2 separate regions of the Homo sapiens genome follow, and region 1 is linked to region 2. A link is a contact called in ENCODE Hi-C or POLR2A ChIA-PET data. All regions are on one chromosome and are shown on one strand. Each heading gives the region's core, a stretch centred on a gene start or an enhancer-like site at or near the end of the contact. The rest is flanking DNA. Distances are from core to core; before and after follow the strand shown. Region 1 overlaps NFATC2 (nuclear factor of activated T cells 2). Region 2 overlaps BCAS4 (breast carcinoma amplified sequence 4).

Region 1 (3,540 bases), core at 423-2,922, 570 kb after region 2:
TTTGGATCTATCTTTTGTATTTTAAGTCTTGGATTTCCCATAAGAGATGTCAACCATACTCCCTCCATACCTTCCAGATTCACAGGCAAGAGAAGCCACTAGGCTTCCTGCAAAGAAATTTCTCAAGATCTGAGTAGGGACCAGGCTCTGTCTTAAATTTCTCCAAGTGAGATCCACATGCGTGGCCCTTGCACGTACTGCTATCATCTCAAAGGCCACCTGGAGTGACCAGCAAGGACTGTATTCATGGGTGACACTGCACCAGGTGTTCCTAAAAGACAGTAGTTCCCAGAACAGGCAGACAGAACCTTCACTCCTGATTCACCCCTTGATCAAACCTTTCACCTATACAGTCCCTGCTACACACTAAGTTATGCCCCCACCACACCAGCCAAATTCCTATATTGAAGCCCTAAACCACTCTGTGATGGTATTTGGAGATGGGGCCTTTGGGAGATAATTAGGACTTGGTGCAGTCATGAAGGTGGGGCCCTCGTGATGGAATTAGTGGCCTAAGAAGAAGGGCCACCAGAGGTCAGTCTCATTGTCTCACAGGAGAACACAATGGGAGAAAAGGTGACTGTCTGCAAGCCAGGACCTAAGCAGGTCCTCTCCAGAACCTGATCTTGACAGGATTCTCCAGAATCCTGGTCTTGGATTGCTAGCCTCTAGAATTGTGAGAAGATAAATTTCTGTTGTTTAAGCCACTAAGTCTATGATATTTTGTTATGTGGCCCGAGCTGACTGACACAGTCCCCAAAGTACATTCCTCTCCAAAGTCTCGGTCTATGCTCACGAGGTAGGCATCTGGCCAGTGAAGTCATCGAGGTTCAGGTAAGCAGACATCCCTCTATTTTAGGTCCAGCATCCCATGGCTGGTCCGTGGCAGGGGTTGAACAAGGAGCAGACCCTGATATCCCCACCGCCACACCTTTGTGTCGCTTGGCTGATGCCTAGGAGGCCCTCTTTTTCCTCTGCATCTGAATCCTGCTTGTCTGCCCATGATCAGGCCCAAATCTCTGTTTCTTGCAGCCAACAGCTCCTCCCTTTCTCAGCTGTCCTGGCGAGGGGCTCACACCCTGGGGTCAGAGTCCCAGGGACACACAGACAGCTGGGGTCCAAATCCCAGCTCTGCCACATCCTTTCATAGAACTTGAGGCAAATCCTAACCCTTTCTGTGCCTCCTCTGTTAAAGGTGGGCAAAAACTATTCCCAGCTTCTAAGGCTTTTAGAGAGAATCTGAGTCAATGCATGCAAAGTTCTTCAAACATGCAAGGCACATCATAAGAACTCTGTACCACATTACTTGTTTTGGGAATCAGAGCCAATCTTTTAAGTCCTCGAGTCTCAGTTTTTCTCATCTGTAATATGGGAATGCATATATATGGCACTATGCCAAGCTAAGAAATAACCAAAAGTAGCAGCTCTTTCTATTAGCAGCAGCAGTGTGTCTCAGCCCTCACACAGAGGATGCTTGTTAACAGACTGAATTGATGATGGCCAGTCCACCCTCTTCCACCAAAGCACTTTCACCTTTGAAGCTATTTCTGCATTTTCAGAATGGGCAGGGCTGAGATCAGCCATGCTCTCAGAGATGCATTTTCACATCCTGCTGAGAGGGGCCCCTCCCAGGCCTCACTGCGCCCTAGTGTGCGCAGACAGCTTTGGGCCGGCGACCTGCAGAGCAGCGTGAGTCACTGACGCTCTCTGCAAACCAGAGGCCTCCGGAAACCAGCCCAGACAGCAGACTCACAAGCACCCTGCCACCAGCCATTTTATGAGCAAGACCTTGGGGCTTACGAGAAAGATGCCACACCACGTGCCAAACTGTCCCCAGCTCTTGGGATGAGTAGACATGGTGATTCTGAGACTCTGGTTTCTAGTAAAAGGGGCTCACTGGGAGGAGAGCATGTCACTGGCAGATCAGTTTGTGGCCAGGAAGGCACCAAGCCCCAAGATGGCAAGAGGAGCCACCTGCTTCGAGTTGAGCTCCTGGAAGAGAAATGCATCAGACGCCAGCCAAGCAACACCAGACAGGACATGCCCCCCAAATTAGCTTCCAGGGACCGTAAGACATCCTCCTAGTCCTCCCCCAACCCACCCTCCACCACTAGACTTCAATGATGCCTTTCAAACCCCAGATCCACATGCAACGCGAGGCCAACAGAGCAGTACCAGAGGCTGCTCTTCGGGACTGGAGACACCACTCAGGAAGATGTGAGGCAGGCAAACACATTCACCTCGAGTTCCCAGGGAACTGTGGGTGTGCAGGCGCCATGACCTCACACGTGTCATCTCACCGTGCCTCACCAGCAGGTCTGTTTGCATGTGCCATGTTCGTAGAAGCTTGGCATCAGATAGGCAAGCTTTCATAGGCACTGCCTTTCAGCTGTGCATGGCTCCTGTGGCCCTGGTGTTTTGGGAGGGAGTAGCATGAATCAGATCACAGAACCCCGTATCTTGAAACCCGTGACATTTTAACACCAACCTCTCACTGGTTGGTAATACCCTCATTAAGGCACAGACCTCATCTCTCTCATCTACTGCTGTATCCCCAGCACCTAGGACAGAGCCCAGCACATAGTAGGTGCTCAGTAAAAATCTCAAGGAGGAATGATTGGGCGAAAGAATAACTACCACCTCCTAATTGATAGGACTTGCCCAGAATTTTTCCGATCAGGTCTGGCTTTCAACTGTCTCCCAGAGCACAGCAACCTCCGCCTCCCAGGTTCAAGCGATTCTCCTGCCTCAGCCTCCTGAGTAGTTGGGATTACAGGTGTCCGCCACCATGCCCGGCTAAACTTTGCATTTTTAGTAGAGACAGGATTTCACCATGTTGGCCAGGCTGGTCTCAAACTCCTGACCTCAGGTGATCCGCTGGCCTTGGCCTCCCAAAGTGCTGGGATGACAGGTGTGAGCCACCACACCCAGCCTACATATATATGTTGTTAATCCTCACGGTCATCCCATGAAGTAGGTATTGACTGCCCCCATTACACAGCTGAAGAAACCAAGTCTCCGAAAGAGTAACAAACCCAGGCTCTGCAGCTATTATGTGGCAGAGCAGTGTGGCTCAGGCTACTTGTAGATAGAAATTCGTTTTCACTTACCACCTGGCAACAAGAATACGCTTCTCTGAATGCAGCTCAGCACAAACACTGGTCCTTGGGAGACCCTAGCTTTTATCAGGGTTGGGCAGTAGAAATCACCCACATGGTACACAAAGAAAAATGGGGGTGACAGTGTTGGCATCGTTGTTAGCTTTGGGTAACCTGTGGCGGGGAGCAGATACTGAGATTTAAGAAGCAAAGAGCGGCTTGGCCCCCTCGGGACCACTATGCCAAGCCCGGTACACATCTAAAAGGTGAAATGGTGCTGGTGTATTACAAGAGTTAAAGCCAAGGCCTGGGCTGCGCAGAGGAATGACTGGAGGCGCCCCGGCTTGCTTCCATTGGCAATGTTCTCCAGCAGAAGGGGAAAACGTAGGCTCAATTCCCACAAACCCACCAGCAACCGGGGTTTCTAGACCTCACAGAGCCC
Region 2 (3,665 bases), core at 878-3,377:
CCACCATGCCTGGCCTACTATAAGTTTTAGATAGAGATTGCAAACTCAGATGCCAACAGGAGCCAGGACTGCTGAGGGACCAGGTGTTAGAAGACCAACCCCAAGCTCTCCCCATTCCTTTCTGGGAGCAGCTGGAGCTCAGAAGCAACTGTCACCACCGTGGGGCGTGAATCTCCCGGCTGTCACAGACCTTACTCTGCCCTAGAGTCTCACCAACATTGAGGCTGAGTGGCACTCACCTCCTGTCAACACCCCTGCACGTCTGCTTTCCTTAGAGTAGAGAGAGATTTCTCTGTAACTGATGCTCCATTAAAAGGGGGGAGTCCTAAGTGAGGTCCCAAGAGGGCCATGGATTTTAAGATCAAGTGGGAGATGATGTATTTCTTTTCTTTTCTTTTTTTTTTTCGGAGACAGAGTATCGCTCTGTCGCCCAGGCTGGAGTGCAATGGCGCGATCTCGGCTCACTGCAACCTCTGCCTCCCACGTTCAAGTGATTCTCCTGCCTCAGCCTCCTGAGTAGCTGGGATTACAGGCGCGTGCCACCACACATGGCTAACTTTTGTAGTTTTAGTAGAGACGGAGTTTCACCATGTTAGTCAGGCTGGTCCCGAACTCCTGACCTCGTGATCTGCCCGCTTCAGCCTCCCAAAGTGGTGGGATTACCGGCGTGAGCCACTGCGCCTGGCTGGTGATGTATTTCCTATTAGCTCAAGTGTGTGACATCAAACAATAAAACTGAGGGACCTGCTGAGAACCTGACATTGTATGGGGCAGGTGGACTCCAGAGCCAGAGAGCTGGGGCTCTGATCTGCCCCTTTGGTAATTCACCAACCCCCTTAGAGTCAGTTTCAAGGAAGACCCCCATCTCCAGGAAAGGAATGTGCCATCTACCCCTCAGAGTCATTGTGAGGATTAAATGAGACCCGCACCTGCCATCTTGCAGATGCTCAGCAAGGACAAACTATTATGGTGGTTGTAGTTGTCCACAAGGCTGAGAGAGGGATAATTTGTCCAGGATGGACAGTCACTGTTCTGCCCTGCCAGCCGGGGGTCCTGGGGTGACTAGAGTGTCAGTGGCTTCCACAGAGTGTAAGTCCACCCTGCCCTCAGAATCAGTGTGACCTGCCAGGTGAGAGCTTGGAAACCATGAGGTGACCTCTCAGGCCAGAACTTGACCCTTTATCAGTTGTATTAATAAAAACTAACTTTTTTTTGAGACAAGTTCTCGCTCTGTCATCCAGGCTGGAGTGCAGTGGTGCAGTCACACTTCCTGGCCTCAACCGATCCTCTCACCTCAGCCTCTCGAATAGCTGGGACTACAGGTGTGTGCCACCACGCCCAGCTAATTTTTTGTATTTTCTGTAGAGATGGAATTTTGCCATGTTGCTCAGGCTTATCTTGAACTCCTGGGTCAAGCAATCTGCCCACTTTGGCCTCTCAAAGTGCCAAGATTACAGGCATGAGCCACCATGCCCAGCCAACAAAAACTAGTACTTTTGAATGCCTACTACAAGCCAGGGACTATGAGTGCTTTACACATAAGAACTCACTTCAACTCCACAGCAACCCCAGGAGCAAGGTCCTGCTATTAGTCTCATTTTACAGAAAAAGCCGCCGAGGCACAGAGATGAGAAGTGACGCTCCTGAGTTCACACAGGTGGGCAGTGGTAGAACTGGGGTTTCAAAGTTTATGTTCCCCCCTCCTGGATGTCAACACACCTTTCTGGACAGGACCCATGCTCTGAAGCTGGGAATTATTTGGTGGAAGTGTTCAAATTCTCCAGGCATAGTGGCTCGGCCTGTAATCCCAGCATTTGGGAGGCCGAAGTGGGAGGATCACTTGAGCGCAGGAGTTCAAGATCAGCCTGGGCAACATGGCAAGACCCCTGTGTCCAGGGGGGAAAATGTGTTCAAATTCCTCAGTACTTGCCAATATATTTTTAAACAATGAGGCTTTCCTTCCCTCCCTCTCAGCTGATTATAAAAGTAGTATATCTTTATTGAAGAGGAAAATATGCAGAAATCAGTCATGCTCCCTGCACCCAGCCCTCAGGGTGGCTAAGATTAGCGGTGGGCCCTCTCGCTCACCTGCAGCCACCACATCCTGGCTGTGTGGGTGGACGTGTGCGTCTCCTCTCCCCGGAGTCGGAGCTGCCCTGGCCCAGGTTTCAGCCTCTCTGGCTGCGGCTTGGCTGGGCTGGCCTCACTGGCAGGCATTTTGGAGACAGTTCAGACATCGCGAGTACACATTCCTCAGCTTCGCCTCACACTCTCCACCAGATTGGTATTAACGCTGGGAGCGTAAAATTGGAATCGGCTGGAGGAAGGGGAGTCGGCACTTTCGTCTGAGTTTTACAAGCATATGTGCTGGCTGAGCCAGGCCTCTGAGGCTAGAGCCCTTGGCATATGCTTCCTGGCCCATTTCCCACCCACCCACCTCTACACACACACACACGCACACATCTGCACATACACACACACACACACACACACATGACGTGGCTGATTCAGCCTTTCAGCCCTGCTACAGCCAGAACCCCAGGGTGGCAGCAGCACGAGAGAAGCCTCCATCTTGGGTTCACCCAATGTCGTTTTGCTAAGGATACACTCACTCACTCATTCACTCATTCATTCATTCATGCACGTGTGCATTTATGCATCCGCCACCCATATGGGCCCTGTCTCCTGGACCAGGCTCTGGTCTTGGCCTGTGAGCAGTGCTGACTCAGCAGCTTCTGTTTTAGAACCCACATTCTAAAGGGCGTGGACCATGAATAGATAAGAATTTCAGAGGGCAATGAGGGCTGTGAAGACCAGGAATCTGGGTGGCTCCAGAGTGCCTGCCGGGGCTATATGAGATCAGGTGCTCAGGGACAGTTAGATGGAAGCCAGAAAGACAGACTCGGCGCAGTGGCTCACCCCTGTAATCCCAGCACTTTGGGAGGCTGAGTCAGGTGGAACACCTGGGATCGGGAGTTCGAGGCCAGCCTGGCCAACATGGTGAAACACCGTCTTTATTAAAAATACAAAGTTAGAACGGGTGTAGTGCCTCACACCTGTAATCCCAGCAGTTTGGGAGGCTGAGGCGGGTGGGTCACCTGAGATTGGGAGTTCGAGACCAGCCTGACCAACACAGAGAAACTCCGTCTCTACTAAAAATACAAAATTAGCTGGACGTGGTGGTGCTTGCCTGTAATCCCAGCTACTCAGGAGGCTAAGGCAGGAGAATTGCTTGAACTCGGGAGGCAGAGGTTGCAGCGGGCCAAGATCACGCTATTGCACTCCAGCCTGGGCGACAGAGTGAGACTCCATCTTAAAAAAAACAAAACAAACAAACAAACACCCACACACACAAGCAGGGCCACACCCCATGGAGAAAGGAGAGCAGGGCGCTATAGGCAGGGAGTGGAGGTGCAGAGGCCCTGTGGGGTGAGGCTGGGCACTTTAAAGGAACCAAAGGGAAGCACGTGGAGGGAGGAGGGAAGGTAGGGCTAGATGGCAGGAGGCCTGACAGGTCTTGGGAGGACTGCATTTCATGGTATTATTGAAGGAGAGGCTTTCCCAGAAGCAGCCAGCACTGAGGTGTCCTCATTCCTGTTCCTGGTATGAGAAAAATCTTTTCTATTTTACTAATGGAACAAAGCAGGCCACAGAGGTGCTGCCTT

Evidence for each region. Hi-C counts contacts between places; a loop is a spot of excess contacts on that map. ChIA-PET counts read pairs that join two places held with the same protein, here RNA polymerase II (POLR2A). Pooled maps may share reads with other maps.
Region 1: a pooled map shows a loop between it and region 2 (4-fold over the local background). The contact joins two enhancer-like sites. A Hi-C loop is called at or near these places in 1 of 37 single-sample maps with no recorded cell type and 2 of 50 pooled maps. POLR2A ChIA-PET finds 5 or more read pairs at or near these places in 1 of 52 experiments (OCI-LY7).

Annotation. Positions count from the first base shown.
Region 1 is chr20:51,403,144-51,406,683 of GRCh38, forward strand. The region is part of intron 9 of NFATC2 (nuclear factor of activated T cells 2); the gene reads right to left. Among named protein-coding and RNA genes, the nearest start is that of MIR3194, 48 kb to the right of the region's middle. RefSeq lists an enhancer at 1,744-1,903. Within about 2 kb of position 1,673, at least 6 of the 41 ENCODE cell types and tissues checked have a DNase peak (open chromatin) inside an H3K27ac peak, as active enhancers do; they include OCI-LY7, where a contact is called at or near this core.
Region 2 is chr20:50,835,529-50,839,193 of GRCh38, forward strand. All of the region lies in intron 3 of BCAS4 (breast carcinoma amplified sequence 4), which reads left to right. Among named protein-coding and RNA genes, the nearest start is that of BCAS4, 42 kb to the left of the region's middle. RefSeq lists an enhancer at 1,775-2,603 and silencers at 2,062-2,141, 2,402-2,451. Within about 2 kb of position 2,128, at least 12 of the 41 ENCODE cell types and tissues checked have a DNase peak (open chromatin) inside an H3K27ac peak, as active enhancers do; they include OCI-LY7, where a contact is called at or near this core.